Linked DNA regions of Homo sapiens: region 1 is linked to region 2. Evidence: chromatin loops called from intact Hi-C (ENCODE). Cell type or tissue: Caco-2. All regions are shown on one strand.

Region 1 (8,000 bases), 100 kb after region 2:
TGAGCTCCTGTCCTCCCCCTACCCACCCTCACCTTCTAAGCCCCTCTGACTCCGCCCCAGTGCCCTGTCCTTCAAGAGGCTCACGTTCCCCTCACTCCATTTCAGCGACTCCCTCCCTGCCCTATTCCCAGCACGCCATTCCTCTGTTCTCTTCTCCATCATCCTCCATAGGTTTACTCATGTATTTGGTGGTTTACCTCCTCCCGTGGAGTGTGGGTCCCACGAGGCAGAGCCTTTGCTTCCTTCACTGTATGTCCAGTCCTGACAACAGTGCCTGGCCTGGAGTAGGTGCTTAGGAAATGTTGGACTGATGAATGATTTGTAGGAGGAAAGGTCACAGCACTTGGAGAATGGTTCTGTACCTCTGAGGTTACAATTTGGGGGTGGGAATGGCTGCTGCTAGGCCAGGTGAGGGGCCTTCCTGAGGTGCCATGGCTGGAAACTATATCACTTGGCTCTCTTTGGCTTTTCCCATAAACTTGTATTTCGAGAATTGTGGGATTCAATGACACTCCATTTTTCACTTTGCTTTACACAGGTCTAAACTTTTGGTTATTGTATGTGTTGTGACAATGTTTCAGAAGCACATTGTCTAGGAGTATTAAAATGGTTTTCAATCAGAGAAATATGTCAGAGTTCATTGAAAACATACCACTACAGCAAAAGGAAAAAGGAAGGCTGATGAGGTAAGAGAAAGCACTGGACCGCGATCCAATTTACAGACTTGAAAGGGCAGGCTGGGTTGGTCTGAGCTGGGTCTCAGAGTGGTTTTGGCCCTTGCTGGTTTCAGCACTTAATTGTGTGGATTTCGTAATACTTCACAGTTACGGTTTTCTAGTTCTTGGCTTCAGCACATGCATGGTGATGGGAAACATATCTAAGGAATTTTTCCTTCTATTAAGACATGGAGGGCTCAGTGGCAAGCTGTAAAAGACTTTCTTCAGCATTAATTATGTGGTTAGAGAAAATAAATGAGCAAATTAGAGAATTAGCACCAAATTAAAACGAAGCTGGATTGGACACAGCAGCTAGTTCAGATTGTTTTTGCATTTTGGTGATAAAAAGATTTTTCTTGCTTGTCAACCCAGCATTGAACAATGAAAAGTTTAGGGACATACTTCGCTGTTGATGCCATCTGAAGAAAACAGTATTAAACTTAAGATTTTTTGTTTTTTAATTTGGTCAATCCATCAACAATGTGTTATGAGTGCCAACATTTAATTGGGAAAAAGGTTTTAGAATTCTTTTTCTAGGTTTTAGTTGAAAGTGGGATACTCACCTAAAAAAAAGTCACAACCAGGATGGCTCTGCAAATGATATTGGCATTTATTTCCACACTCCGTCAGTATACAATAACAGACTGATGCCTTAGCAGCTCCATGTTTTACAGAGAAAGGAAGAAAACTCACCACAAACACACAAAATGAGACAAAAACTCACATAAATATGCTGGGAAGAGTGGAGCTCAAAATTATATTTATGGCTTTATAATATGCCATAGTTATTAATTTAACCCTGATAGTGATAATTCAGGTAGCAGGTATCCCCAAATGAGTCTTTGCTTATCAAGCTTAAAAAAAAATTTTCTGCTCTTGCTTGGAGTGAAAAAAAAAATAGGTGAAAGATAAACATGTCATTCTGGGCTATAAAAGTATCACTGAGATTCATATTTTTAAGGAAGTTCTTTACTCTCTTCTGTTTTGAGTCAGCATCTCCTCTGTTTTTTAAAATAAAGTGGTCATTTTCTCCTTATGGGGTTCCATTAAGATCAAGCAGTGCACAAGCTCGTCTGAAAAGGAAGTAACATCTGATCTGAAAGTGGGGGAGGGATACAGGAACATCAAACAGATAAATGGGAGAACACACAGAGAAGTTGCTTATGGCAGTGGAATTGGATGGAAATTTCTGGGCAGTGAGTAGGTTGGCATAATTGGGTGAAGTTTTCCTGCTTTATTTTCTCTCCATAAATCATGTGTACATTTATTTCAACCTTTAAATAGGATATCCAGAGGACCAACTTAGTAAACAGATAATAGCTGGAAATTTTGAGATCATTCATTCAGCTTCCTTAGGTGTAAATTAAGTGTTTTAGACAAAATATGCATTTCTTAAATCTCTAACATTGGTGATAGGCCACCTACTGACCTTCCAAAGTTAATTTACTGCCAAAAGAATATGCCTTTTACCTGAGGAATTAGCTGGCTCAGCTAAGGGCCCATTTTATCATCAGGACACATAAAATTGTAGATTTAAATGGAGTCACAGCTAAATAACCGATTTGTAAAAACATAATTTAACAATTCTGTAGCAAATCAAACAATTTATGATGGTGCATGAGCAAAGCACTCACATTATGTCTTCTGCAGATCCAGCTCTTCTTGGGGAAGGTTTCGGTGGATTTTTTCATCGTTAATTTTTTTGTTTTTTGGTGGGTGAAATAGAGTTGTTCTGCTCTTTGTGAATTGCAAGTCATTTTCAACGTTTTTGTCTGGTTTCCATAGTTACTACTTACGCTTTTGGAAGAGAAAGCAAATGTTTCTTTTAATGTGATGAGGCAAATCGTTGCTTCTGTTGGCCTTTTTCACCTGTTGCTACCATAAACCGTGACCAGAAGGGAGAACAATCCTCTATGTTAGTTTTCTGTGTTTTTTCTTTCTAAGTCTAGAAATTGAGTCACTATGATTACAGGAAAGCAGACTGGAGAGGGTCGGCTCATTGGTAAGGCACAGCCCTTAGATGCTTTTGTGACATTATTTTCTTCATAACCAGCTAGGAAAATAATCTTTATAAACTTCATAGGTTTAGTGATGCACAAAAACTGATCATTTTGCAGATTAATTACATTAAAACCCTTCTCTTAGTCAAGGGATTCCAAATCATCACTAGCTTCATTAATTATAAAAATTAATTTCAGTCAATTATTTGAAAAAGTGAACTACAACAGGTAACTTCTTTGATCTTGTTTGCACTCCTGGTGTTTATTCCACTGATTCTCCAACCTAAAGGCACAGAGGACCTGGGGATTCTGTGGAGATGCAGAAGCTGGTCCAGGGGTTCTGAGGTGGAACCTGAGAGTCTGCATTTCTGTTTCCAGATAATACTGATGCCACAGGTCCTGGGACCCCACTTAGAGAAGTGAGTATTGATGCCACATGCACTTTCAGAGCAACTGCAATCCTTGGAGCCAATTCCCTTTTCCTTCTGCAAAGACATTTAGTGAACAGACCACATGAATTTAAACTTAATTTATGGTTCTTTAGAAAAAATGTGGCATTCCCCATAGGCTTCACAGAATTGGTTTCTCTGTTGGAGTTTTGGTAGTTCAGTAGTGGCCACAAGGTGGGCTTGCTCCCACCCACTCCGGACTGGACATGTTTTAGTTTGAAAAGAACAGATCGTACTTCCTTGACATGGATGTTCCAGTGTTAATGTCACTGAGAAGAAAGTAAACACTCAGGGATTGATATGATAGTCATGAAGTGCACTGTGTTCACATTGACAACCTTCTATACTTTTGAAGAAGCCCATGTGAGAATAACAGGATTTGGTAGAATGTAGAGATCCTTTTCAGCTCAGTGGTATTATTTTGCCACCATTGGGATAGGATGTAAATAATGGGTGTGTTCTTTAAGTAAGAATGACCATGGATCCCTGGTTCCTAAATGCCTCTCAGTGCTTCCCCTGTGTCCCAGAAGACGCTGCCCCCATGTGGCTCCAGGATGGCCCGTGGTCACTGCTTTTCTGATTCTCATTGGTCTTCCAGTTGCATGGGGAGGGGAGCCAGGCTTCTTGCACACAGATGCGGTTTGATACTCTTCCCTCTTCTGGGGTTCCAGGATGCTTTGATGAAGCAACGTCTTAGGAAATGGCTCTCTCCTTGTAAATGGTCAACCCCTTTCTCCACACAAACTGTCGTGTCTCTTCACACTGGTTCCCTGGGGTGGGATGACAAAGGATTCTCTTGTTCATACTAAAGTGAAGACAGTTTTCTACATTTTAAAATTTTGTCCAGTGGGCGTTATAACCTTCACAGCTGACTATACGGGTAGTTCACTGTGAGAGAGTGTAGAAATGGTAAATAAGAGAAATCTCTTTTTCTAGAGATTCTAAGTGCTGCTTCCAACGGTGCTATGAAATCCTTGCCATGTGTACGTTCCCTGTTCTCCATGTGATGGGCAAAACTCCTGCTCTTCATGGACAGCAGGTGTGTGTGTGGTGTGTGTGTATACGTGTGTATTTATGTGTTGCGTGGTGTTTGCGTATCTGTGTCTGTGTGTGGTGTATACGTGTGCAGAGGTATGTATGTCATGTGAGTGTGTCTGTGTATGTGTGTGTGCATGTCTGCACACCTCTGTAAAGGCAGGGTTCACATTGGACTCAGCAGTGCCTTGCACAGTGCTTTATATACCGTAGGTGTTCAGTAAATTTGTTCAGTTAAATTGAATTAAGCACATGGTACCTGGGCTATGTTTCGTTCAATAAAAAGAGATTGTTTTTGCACTGATTTCACAAATGTCGTAACTATATTCAGATATGAGAAAATGATTTAATAAGAGAAAAGTGTCCCTGTCCCACTTTCATTTATGAGGTGCTACGTGGGTGGCAGTTGATGGAGAAGTGAGATGTCCTATGGGTCTCCACCTTGACTAGGGAACACAGTTTGGTTCTTAGCATACTATTTTTTGGGAAGGTTAACAAATTAAAATCCCATGATTAAGTGAATTTCAGATTTTACACTGACATTAAGCTGTTTTCTTCTTCATCTTTTTCTTATCAGTTGCTCTTAAGGAGCTGGATCTGACATGTAGCAGCACCTTCCTGACAGCTGCTATTCCCGGGGACTATCAGGTTAGCTGCATTACCCTTTGGACTGGCCGGGGTGTGACAGAACATATCTGTCATTTGTTAGCAGCTGCAAGCTCTTCTGTTTGTGTCATTCTTATGGGGTCTAAAATTAATTGGGAACATTGCACGTTCTCCCAAGTTCTTTGCCAACTCCCCTATTGCCATAACCATATTACACATGCATTTTTCACACTTATTTCAAGGTTCTCAATGAAAATTTCTTAACGTCAAATTAAGCTGCCCTATGTTAACTTTTAAAGGCATTTTTAAGTTTCCGTTGCATGACGAACTAGAGATGGTCCCTGCCTTCAGATGGTTGGACTTACAGTTTTTGACTTCATGATGGTGCTAACATGATATACATTCAGTAGGAGCTGTACTTTAAATTTTGAATTTTGATCTTCTCTCAGCCTAGTGATATATGGTGGACACTCTCTTACCATGCTGGGCAGTGGCCATCAGTCACAGCTCCGTCAGCCACTTGATCACAAGGGTAAATGTCCAATACTCTACAGTGGACTGAGTTGCCAAATGATTTTTGCAACTGTAGGCTCATGGGAATGTTTTGAGCATGCTTAGAATAGGCTAGGCTAGGCTATGATGTAGTTTAGTATATTAAATGCTGTTATGAAAATACGATTTAAGTGTAGGAGAAAAACATTTTGAGGAACATGGCTTTAAACTTTTTAGTATTCTCTGTTGACAGAACGAGAGAATTGCAGGATCCCACCCCACAATTTTTTATCCATAAGGTTAATGATGCATGGAGCTGAGGATTAAGTTTGAGTGGAATCTACACTAACCAAAACTCTTTTTAAGAATGATCTTTTTGAAGGAACCTTAGCAAGCATATTTTCATTTGCAAGGTGATTTAAAAGTAACAGTTGACTCTCCATATCCATGGGTTCCAAGTCTATGGATTCAGCCACCTGTGGATCAAATATATTTGGGAATAAAAGGGTGGTTCTATCTGTACTGAACATGTACAGACTTTTTCTTGTTATTTCCTAAGCAATACAGTATAACAACTATTTACTTAGCATTTATATTGTATTAGGGATTGTAAGTAATCTAGAGATAATTTAAAGTACATGGGAGGATATGCATAGGTTATATGGAAATGCTACACTATTACATATCAGGGACATGAGCATCTGTGGATTTTGGTATGGGGAAGGGTCTTGGAACCAATCCCTCAGGTATACTGAAGGATGACTGTAGTTCTAAATGATTGACATTAAGAGGTTAACCTCTGCTGCTGTGGAGGGTGTGATAGTCCACTCCAAAGACGTCCCTGTCCTAATCCCTGGAAGTTGTGAATGTTACCTGACATGGCAAAAGGAATGATGCAGATGTGATTAAGTTACGGGTCTTGAGGTGAGAGATTATTCTGCATTGTCCATGTGGGTCTTAAATGTAATCGTGAGAGTCCTTATAAGAGGGAGCAGAGGAAGATTTGCTGCAGATAGAGAGGAAAAGGCGATGTGAAGATGGAGCAGAGAGAGAATTGGAGATGCCCTGCTCCTCCCTTGTAGATGGAAGGGAAGCCCTAGCCCAGGGAGGCAAGCAGCTCTAGAAGCTGGAAAAGGCAAGGAAGGAAACAGATTCTCCTCTATAGCCTCCAGAGGGAGCAGGGCCTCGCTGAGGTCTTGATTTTGTCCCAAGGAAACTCGTTTTAGATTTCTTACCTCCAGAAATGCAAGAGAATAAATATGAGTTGTTTTAAGGCACTAAGTTTATGGGAATTTGTTACAGTGGTCATTTGTTACATAGGAAACTAACGTTCCACTCCACTATCTCACTAGTGAGCTTTTGACCTAAGAGTATTGAGTTTTAAAACATAAAATTAATGTTTAAATGTATAATGAGCCTGTATGAAGCTATAATTGCTATAGTAATTCAAATAAGGGGATAATTAAAACGTAAAAATATTCTGAAGTCGACTCTGGGGCATAGATTGTTAGGAAAGGCTTCAGAAGTAGATGGAATCAGTGAATCTTTAGTTGCTTGGCATTTTAAGACACAGCTCTGTATTGTACCATCTGTTTTGTGTGAGGAGCTGCCGCCGCCACAATATCATACAATCACTGGTTGTAAATTTTGTTGAAGCCATTATGATCTCTTTCTTCCCAACCTTTCCTCTCTTTTCCCTCTGTCTTCCCCTAAACACAAACATGTGTTCCAAGTGGTTGAAGTTTTCTGGAGAACCACTGTATAAGCTGTGCACATTTTTGATTTAATGAAAACTTCTAAGACATCCTGAAAAGAAAAAGTGTTTTTCCTTTTAAAGAAATTTGATGGAATCTAGAGGATTTGATGCCTTTTTGGGTGAAATCCAATGATAGGATTCTTTGCTAGATTATTACTTTTTCACTCTGTAAAGTTTTCTGGTTTAATACTATTATCGGAATGAATTATTAACATCCCTAAATTTACCAAGACACACATTTAATTCATGTGATTGTGTGATTCTTTTTAAAAAAACATATCTTGAGATGGGATATTTATTTTCTTGAAAAATTTTAGTATGAAAATTCACATCAACATATTATATTTACTCTAGTCCTCAGCTTGCATATATATATATATATATTATATATATATATTTGCATCTCATTTCAGCAAAATAAGGCAGAGCATTTTTTGCAACTTGGATTTGGCTTCCTTTTATTCTTCGTTTTCATTAATGCGTTCCTTGCTTTGGCACAGAACTCTATTTGGTTTGCAACACTCTAGGAAAAATGCTTAATTACTGAAAAACTTTGAAATTCAGGAAGAACATGCAGGGGAGCGTATTTGTTCAGGTCACGTTTATGTGACTTTCAAGAACAGATAAAAATAATCTGTAGCTAAACCAAATTGGTGCTTTCGTTGAAAGGATTTGGTTGTCAGTGGGACAGAAAGAAATGGTGGTGTCTAAGGCTTCCTTTAATTTAAAATGCCTTAAAAGGAAAAGCAGGATGCATAACAGAGCCTCTGCTGGCATGGGATCAGGCTCTTCTTGAGATCTTTCCAGAATACTCAACACCGTGCAGCAGAATTGAACATTAATGTTGACTTTTAAAACCACTCCATGTGCACTGAGAGACTGCTCAGTTACTATGAACATCTGATCTTAAAAAAAGAAAAAAAAAGATAGAAAGGAAAATAACACC
Region 2 (8,000 bases):
TGCCATTCCAATATGAACTCCTTCTCCTTTCAGAGTACACAAGACATTTTACAGGCCATTGAACACAAGCACGTGCAGTGATTGAAATACAGCAAAACAAACAAACAAACAAACAAAAAAAACCCAAGTCCATGGACATTGTCTTTAAAAAGAGTTTACTTTGAAACTCATCTTAAGGGTCAAACTCAAACCTAAAAAGCATATTTCTTTTCTTTTCTTTTCTTTTTTCTTTCTTTTTTTTGTTCTTTTTTCTTTCTTTCTTTTTTTCTTTTTCTTTTTTTTTTTTTTTTGAACAGAAGGTGCTTGGAGCAAATGATCAGGGAATAGAAACTCTAACCCCTCGGGGCATCAAAGTTGTGCTTGATTGCCTGTAGTAAAGAATTTTAAAGACTGATTGAATCATTCGAGCTCATTCAGAGTGAGCAAACTGATTACAGATGGCATGCTTCCAGAATGTTAAAAATAAAAATGTCTTTTCGGGTGGGACTGGTTTCCATATCTATAGCTATAAACCCTCTAAGGCACTCTCAGAGGGCTTATCTTTGGTGATAGCTGCCCTTGCCCACGTATGAGTTTAGCCAGGGCTTAGTTCAGCTAGCTCAGCTGGCCAACTTAAACTGAAAATGCCACACATTTTTCCCATGCTTTGTATTTTGTTACATTCCAGGTTTCCACCCCTGCAAATCGCAGCCGCTTGGTCAGCTTTTGCACCCAGATCCACTGGAATGTGCGGAGCAGAGCTTGTCAGTTATAGGCCTGAGCCTCACTGCTTCTAAAGAATTCCCAGAGGGATCCCAAGGATGAATGGCTATCTCCCTGCTTTTATAGGAATAGAATGGACTTCTTGTGAAATGACTCTCCAACGTGTTTGGAGAGTCATTTCTTGTGAAATGAATAGATGGACTTCTTGTGAAATGACTCTCCAGTGTGTTCTCTTTGGGGTTTTAAATCGTATTTGAGAGAGCAAAAATAAAGTACAGCAGAACAATCTGGAGAAACAAGCAGGGGCTTCCTGGGAAAGTGGCTTCAGGTCCACAGGCTGAGCCCTCCCGTGGCCATGGTCAAGCAAGACCCAGGCCAGGCCGCTGCTGCCACTCATGTGCAGAGAGTCACGATCGGGAGTGGGAGTCCCAGAGTAGGGCTCACACAGGACTGCAAGAGTGGGGACTTTTACTTTTTTTTTTTTTTTTTTTTTTTTTTGAGACAGAGTTTCACTCTTGTTGCCCAGGCTGGAGTGCGACGGCACAATCTCAGCTCACCGCAACCTCTGCCTCCTGGGTTCAAGCGATTCTCCTGCCTCAGCCTCCCGAGTAGCTGGAATTACAGGTGCCTGCCACCATGCCCAGCTAATTTTTGTATTTTTAGTAGAGACGGGGTTTCACCACGTCTTCCAGGCTGGTCTCAAACTCCTGACTTCAGATGATCCACCCGCCTTGGCCTCCGAAAGTGCTGGGATTACAGGCGTGAGCAACCATGCCTGGCGTTTTTACATGTTTAATAAGATTTTTCTTCATTTCAAATAATGTAATAATGAATAACAAGTAGTGGAGAAGAAAATAATCTAGAATTCACCATCTTAATAAATGAGCAATTTTGATTTGTCCATGTTCCCAAACACTGCAAATAAAAATATTTAATTTTGGCATCATTATAATCATGGCAAAAGTGTATTTTTATGAATTTCATTTCACTTCTTATGTTACATATTTTATTATTGATGATTTTACTGACTACAAGATATTTTATTGAGCTGATATAGCAGAGAACTCAGAAATGGAGCAATTTATAAATATTTGTTGAAAATATGAATTAATAGATTTACTTATCAGCTTCCTTATTTAGGGGCATTGAGTTTGTTCCCATTTTTACTATTATGTATAATATGTAGTGGGCACCTTTGTGGATTTTTTTCTTACTCTTTACAATTTCTCTAAGAAAGGTTCTGAGAATGAGGATTACTGGATCAGTGGCTATGAAATACAGTGGCAAATTTATTTTTATTGGAATTGTATGGATTTGCATTTCCACTAGCTGTGCACCAATGTGCTGGTGTTTTATATCCTGGCCAACACTGCTGGTTAATATCTTATTCTTTAACATTTGCTAATTTAATAGATGCAAAGAGAGAGACTTTAATTTGCAAATCTCTCTCTTAAAATAATTATCCAGTAACTTTTGCTTTTCATCTTCATTTTTTAAGCCTTTTTCTTAGGACCTGACATAGAACCTAATTAGCTTTTAAGTTTTCTCAATAAACCTCAGCAAGTTAGAGACCTACAAAATGAGCATGTGAAAGATTCTGCACCCACTGTGTCCTGCCAAGATTACCCAAGTCACTGGACCTTCCACATCTGCCCTTGGCATGCAGCTTGGCACATGGGGGATGCCAGTGCATGCTGGCCAGGGTGGCCATGGAAGGAGACAGAAATACTCCAAGAGGCAGAGCAGAGGCCAGAGACTTGGGGGCGGCTTACAGCAGACAGAGATGGCTCATAGCCATAAGCATGGGTGTTTCAGAGAGCGATGTTACTTACTGCAAGTCCTCCCTGGAGGTGTGGTAAGATTGGCAACATACCTTGTGTGTAATATGGTTTGGGCTCTGTCCTCAGCTCATCGCAAAGATTAATTGAATGAATTTCCAAACAGCATGGAGGGCATCCTTATTTTCATCCTCAGGTTCCAGATAAGAAGACAGGGTTACTGGAAGGTATAATTTGCCTGCAATCACTCAGCCATCAGGATTCTGGCTCAGGTGATCAGATTGCACAGTCCCTGCCCTGAGGGCTTGTCGTTGCTGGGCTGGGCATAGGGAAACAGACCCTGTGTGTGATTTCTTCAAAGTCTTGACACAGATAGAAAGTCAGGAATATGTTAAATGATTATACCTTGTCTCCTTATTTGGTTTCTTTAGAAATTAATATTGAATCAATAATACATTAAAGCACTCGTGGTGATGATGATGATAATGTGCTTTAATTCACTTGATCTTTATATTTTAAAACCCTGAGTCCCAAGGAAGATGTTATTGGTCCCATTACAAATAGGGAATCTGAGACTCAGAGGCTGAGTGACTGCCACAGCCACGGTTTGAACCTAGGTCTTCAAACTCATCTGTACCATGGGCTGAATAGCAATGTTGACCTCCTAAGGGTATTGAGGGTCAAATTCTTAGCACAGTGTGTGACACACATTATTATCAATGACAGAGGAGATAGCTGAAACCATGTTTGCAAGAAGGTGAGTTGGAGGCTTGGGAAGAGGATGGTAGATGGGTTCAAGGGAACCTTTGCTTCCTGGGAGATCACAGATGAAGAGAAGGAGCCCCTAGGAAAGGAGGGATTGAGTAGACCAGAGAAGTGTTGCTGAGGTTTTCCTGGAGCAGGGGTGGATGGGACTGCAGGTTCTTAAACTTAACCAGGAGAAGAAAAGAAGAAAGGAGGTAGAGAGGAAGAGCATGTTAAGGAGCTGAAGATGGAGCTGTGGTAACAGCAGCTTGAGCTGAGCCGACCCGAGACCAGGGTTCAACAGCACTTGGGACATGCGCCCATGCTCCGACCCACAGAAAGCCTGGAAGTTTTCACGTGCCGTTCACTGGTGAATTTTACAGTGTGGAGGGCACTGAAGTCATGACATGGAGGGAACAAGACCTGGGATGAGGGACTGGACTAGGCCCCCATAAACATAGTTCTAATACTCCATGTTCCCAGGACCTTCCCATCAGCAGGGCAATGATTCCTGCTTCCTAGGGTTCCATTTTTCCTGCGTCACGAGTGTCCTTCTGGGCATAGGTCAACGTTTTTCTGCTTGCATTAAACTGGGAGAAAATCAGAGAGAACATGTAGGAGATGCCTTTCCTAATTGTTCTTGATCACTTTTCTCTCGATACGATTTACATTTGGGGCTGGTCATTCTTTGTTTTGATGGGAGCAGCGGCAGGGGCTGTCCTGAGCATTGTAGGATGCTGAGCAATATCCCTGGTCTCTAGCCACTAGATGCCAGTAGCACCCTCCCAGTTGTCACAATTAAAAAATGCCTCCAGACATCGTCAAATGTCCCTGGCAGGCAAAATTGCTCCCCCCACCCCACCCTACCCCTGCCTTTGAGAACGACAGTGATAGAGGAACTCATTTATTTTACTTTACAAATGGACCAGTAAATATGCAGACTAACAATTTTATAATTAAGTAATCTGTGACCATTGTATTAATCATATAATTAAATATTAGAACATGGAGTTTCTGCGATATCACTTTCTAGATAAAACTGTGTCACTTGACCAGAATCAAACTTAGTCAATGTTTGTTTTTCTCCCAGAAAGTTTTCTCCGGACATGTTTTCTCCTGCTTCCTGTTCAAAACCATTGTTTACTGCCTGTAAGAAACAGCTGCTCTATCCCCAAAGTGACAGCATTTCAATAATACCGAGTATGTACATGTGTGCTGGGATGCTGTTGGTTTAGTAAATTTAGGGAGTAGAAAATTCACAGTGACATTTGAACAGAAATCTCAAGGGAAGATCAACGGTCTATGGGGATTAAGAAGTGTACCTCTTCCTTGTATTCATAGTTTTAAAAAGCACTGTTTTCAAAGCTCAAACAGAATGATTTGATACCCTGATTGCCTTCTGGTGGCATGTACTAAATGGGGGTGGCTGCAGAGGAAGAAGAAAAGTCTAGAAGCTACTCTTCCACAGCATATGCTTGTCTGTGTTAAGGGTCACTGGTGGTCCAGACAGTCTTCTGAAGAGAGTCTAACAGTGTCTCCAGTACGGCCATCCATCAGTACTTTAGACAGATGTAGGGAAAGGTCAAGCCAAATAGGCAGGCTCTCTAAGAGGAGTGTCATTCCTTCATCTCCTTCCTCCCTGTGTGTGTGAGAAGACACAAGGGGCCGCTCTAGGAGCTGGGGACAGCCCTCCCCTGAGGAGAGATAGAAGCAAGCCTTAGGGACTGTGCCTTATGTGATTGGAGCCTGCTGAGCCTCACTGTGCTCAGAGCCAGAGATTAATTACTCTCAGGCCACTCTATAAGCTACGAGAAAAAGGAGTCAGGAGGAGAGCTTGTGTGCAAGGAGTACTAGTGGAACAGGGAATGCTGGTGTAAGGAGGGAGGCTGGTGGAACAGGGAATGTTGGTGTAAGGAGGGATGCTAGTGGAACTGGGTGACTTTGTTTTTAAATTGTTTCTCACTGTAATGCTAGTAGGACTAGGGTAGCCAGCTGAGTTAAAATGTAAATATAAATCTTTACCAGAAATATAAAATGAGTATTGATAGAACTTTGGGGCAGGGGAAGTCTTTCCAACCTGGACATTACAATCAGAAACTTCATAGGTCTGATTACATAAAAATTTAAAACTATCTCTACAGGGAAATAAAATCTCACCATGGTAATAGAACACTGGGGCCGGGCATGGTGGCTCACGCCTGTAATCTCAGCACTTTGGGAGGTTGAGGTGGGAAGATCACGAGATCAGGAGTTCAAGACCAGCTTGGCCAACATGGTGAAACTCATCTCTACTAAAAATACAAAAGTTAGCCGGGCGTGGTGGCGGGCGCCTGTAGTCCCAGCTACTCAGGAGGCTGAGGTAGGAGAATCACTTGAACCTGGGAGGCGGAGGTTGCAGTGAGCCAAGATCATGCCATTGCACTCCAGCCTGGGCAACAGAGTGAGACTCTGTATAAAAAAAATTAAAAAAAAATAAAATAACATTGGGAAACCACCATAACATATGTAATAGAATTACTATAAACATAATATGAACTCTCAAAAGCAATGAGAAAAAGACAAGCCTGCTCAACACAGTAGGCAAAAGATATGAACTAGGCAGTTCCAGCAAGATGAATAAGTACATGAAAATTAGTAAGAAAAATAAAAACTAATACAACAATTAAGTAGTGTCACAGTTGACCGGATAGATAACAAAAATGCAAAATAATGAAGTAGCCAGTACTGGTGATGGTGTGGGGGTAGTAGGAACATCATGTTGGGGGAATTTTTAAGTCAAGACTTTTTGAGAACTATTTGCTGATATATCTAGAGGTTTGAAATCTTTAATTCTTTAACCTAGCGATAGCCTATCTAAGTATTTAGTATCAAGAAACAGCAAGTGCCCAGCATCTAAATTTAGAGAGCTCTGTTACGTGGCCATTTATGAAGGCAAAATGTGAAAAAAACCTAAATGACCAGGGAAGTGTTTAAATAAACTATAGTAAAAACATACAGAGCAGTCTTCCTGCACTAATTGAAAATGTTAATAGTAACCTACATTTATTGACATGAGGATGTTTATAAAATATTTAATGCAAAAATGACAGTATAATGCAAATATGATTTGTGTAAAAAGCATACATTATATATACATGTATATATATATATATACATGTTTATATATGTGTAAATGTGTAAGAAAGATGGAACTGTACAGACCAAAATATTAACAGTCTTTAGATTTGCAATTTAACCTAACAATCTTTAGATTTGCAATTTAAAATGACTCTTTTTCTTCTTTATCTGTATTTTCTAATATGTTTACAAATGACGTGTGTTACTTGTGGAACAAATGAATAATAAAGGCAAAAGAGAGACTCCTTCTAACTTCTGCTGTGTTTTCTGCCTCCTTTTCCAAGTCTTAGAACTTGTCCCTGTGTCAGTGACTCTCCATTCACCTTCACACTTTCTGCCTCATTCAAAGCTGGACCCGTTGGAGGATTCCTCTAATCCTCATCCATCTGTCTCTTCCTCTCTCATTTTCCAGCATTCACTGCTGCCCAGCTGTTCCTGGTGGGACCCAGCTCCTTTGTGCTTCTGGGGCCAACAAGCAAGTTCTGAGAAGTGGAATCAAATGGAAGGGAGGTTTTCCTACCAGCAGTTGTTGTAGATTTATACGTCAATCTGCCTCAGCGCTCTCCAGCCCCACACTCTCTGTTGTCTTGCTTTCTTATTTAGAATAAAAATGGTACTCTCCCTATAGTTAATAGGGTTAAATAAGATCTGAGCTCTGGAACCTCTCTCTCTGCTTTCCTTACTTGATCTGCATGGCACACAGTGCCCTTCTTGCAAGTACTAGGACACTCCAATCCCATTTCTACCTCAGGGCCTTTGCACTTGCTCTCCCTTTGCCCAGAACACACACAGTGTTGCTCTCTTCCTTACCTACTCAGGTCTCTGCTCAGATATCACTTTCTTGAAAGTCCTTCCCTGACCATCCCATCTAAAGCAGATGCCACCTCCATCATTCCATATCCACTTACCTACATGTATTTTTCTTCACAGTACCAATCACTACCTGACAATAAATTATACATTCAGTTATTAATTTGTTTTATACCTCGCCTTAGCTAGGAGAAAATTGCCATGGGAGTGAAGACTTGGCCTTCATCCTTACTGTAGCCATAGCTTTTTGTTTTGATGTTTAAAATCTGGTCTGTATTTTTTGGCAGAAAGAGTAAAAGAGGATAATAGTAGAAATTGAATTAGATAACAAAGAAACAAAATCTACAAAAGCAAAACATTTTTTAAAGAAAATCTCATAAAATAAACTAAAAATACAAAAAATTAGCCGGGCTTGGTGGCGGGCGCCTGTAGTCCCAGCTACTTGGGAGGCTGAGGCAGGAGAACGGCGTGAACCCGGGAGGCGGAGCCTGCAGTGAGCCGGATCACACCACTGCACTGCAGCCTGGGCGACAGAGCGGGACTCCGTCTCAAAAAAATAAATAAATAAATAAAAATAATACTCTTCTGATAAGGCTTTTAAATGAAGAAAAGGAAGACAAAAACAAATTATATGTGTGACTACAAAGGAGACAAAACAGATGAGGTACAATGTTTTTTAAATTAAAAGTGATTACACTGACCAACCACATAACAAGAAACTGAGAGATTCTGCTGAGACGAGAGGCCTGCTTTCCCCTGTGGCCTCTTTGGGGGTCGTCTATCAGCAGTGGGTAGAGGCCCAGCTGGAGGTGTTTGCGGTCTAAAGCTTATGCAATTTGTAAGCCACTT

The links. Hi-C counts contacts between places; a loop is a spot of excess contacts. Peaks named below come from ENCODE experiments on the same cell type or tissue, not always from the same donor. Only the 100,000 strongest peaks of a DNase experiment are listed, where the experiment ranks them.
Region 1: it touches region 2 in a loop (26-fold over the local background); 2 of 110 quality-filtered maps call a loop at or near these places.

Annotation. Positions count from the first base shown.
Region 1 is chr5:9,512,507-9,520,506 of GRCh38, reverse strand. The region is part of intron 1 of SEMA5A (semaphorin 5A); the gene reads left to right. SEMA5A-AS1 (SEMA5A antisense RNA 1) reads right to left here. Exons shown (of 3, transcript NR_109935.1): 3 at 2,421-3,935. Among named protein-coding and RNA genes, the nearest start is that of SEMA5A-AS1, 5.2 kb to the right of the region's middle. In Caco-2, CTCF peaks have their summits at 3,684 (motif pointing left) and 6,455 (motif pointing right); a DNase peak (open chromatin) is centred at 3,716.
Region 2 is chr5:9,614,292-9,622,291 of GRCh38, reverse strand. No RefSeq gene overlaps it. Among named protein-coding and RNA genes, the nearest start is that of TAS2R1, 12 kb to the left of the region's middle. In Caco-2, no CTCF peak of the experiment used is centred here; DNase peaks (open chromatin) are centred at 651, 2,764 and 4,884.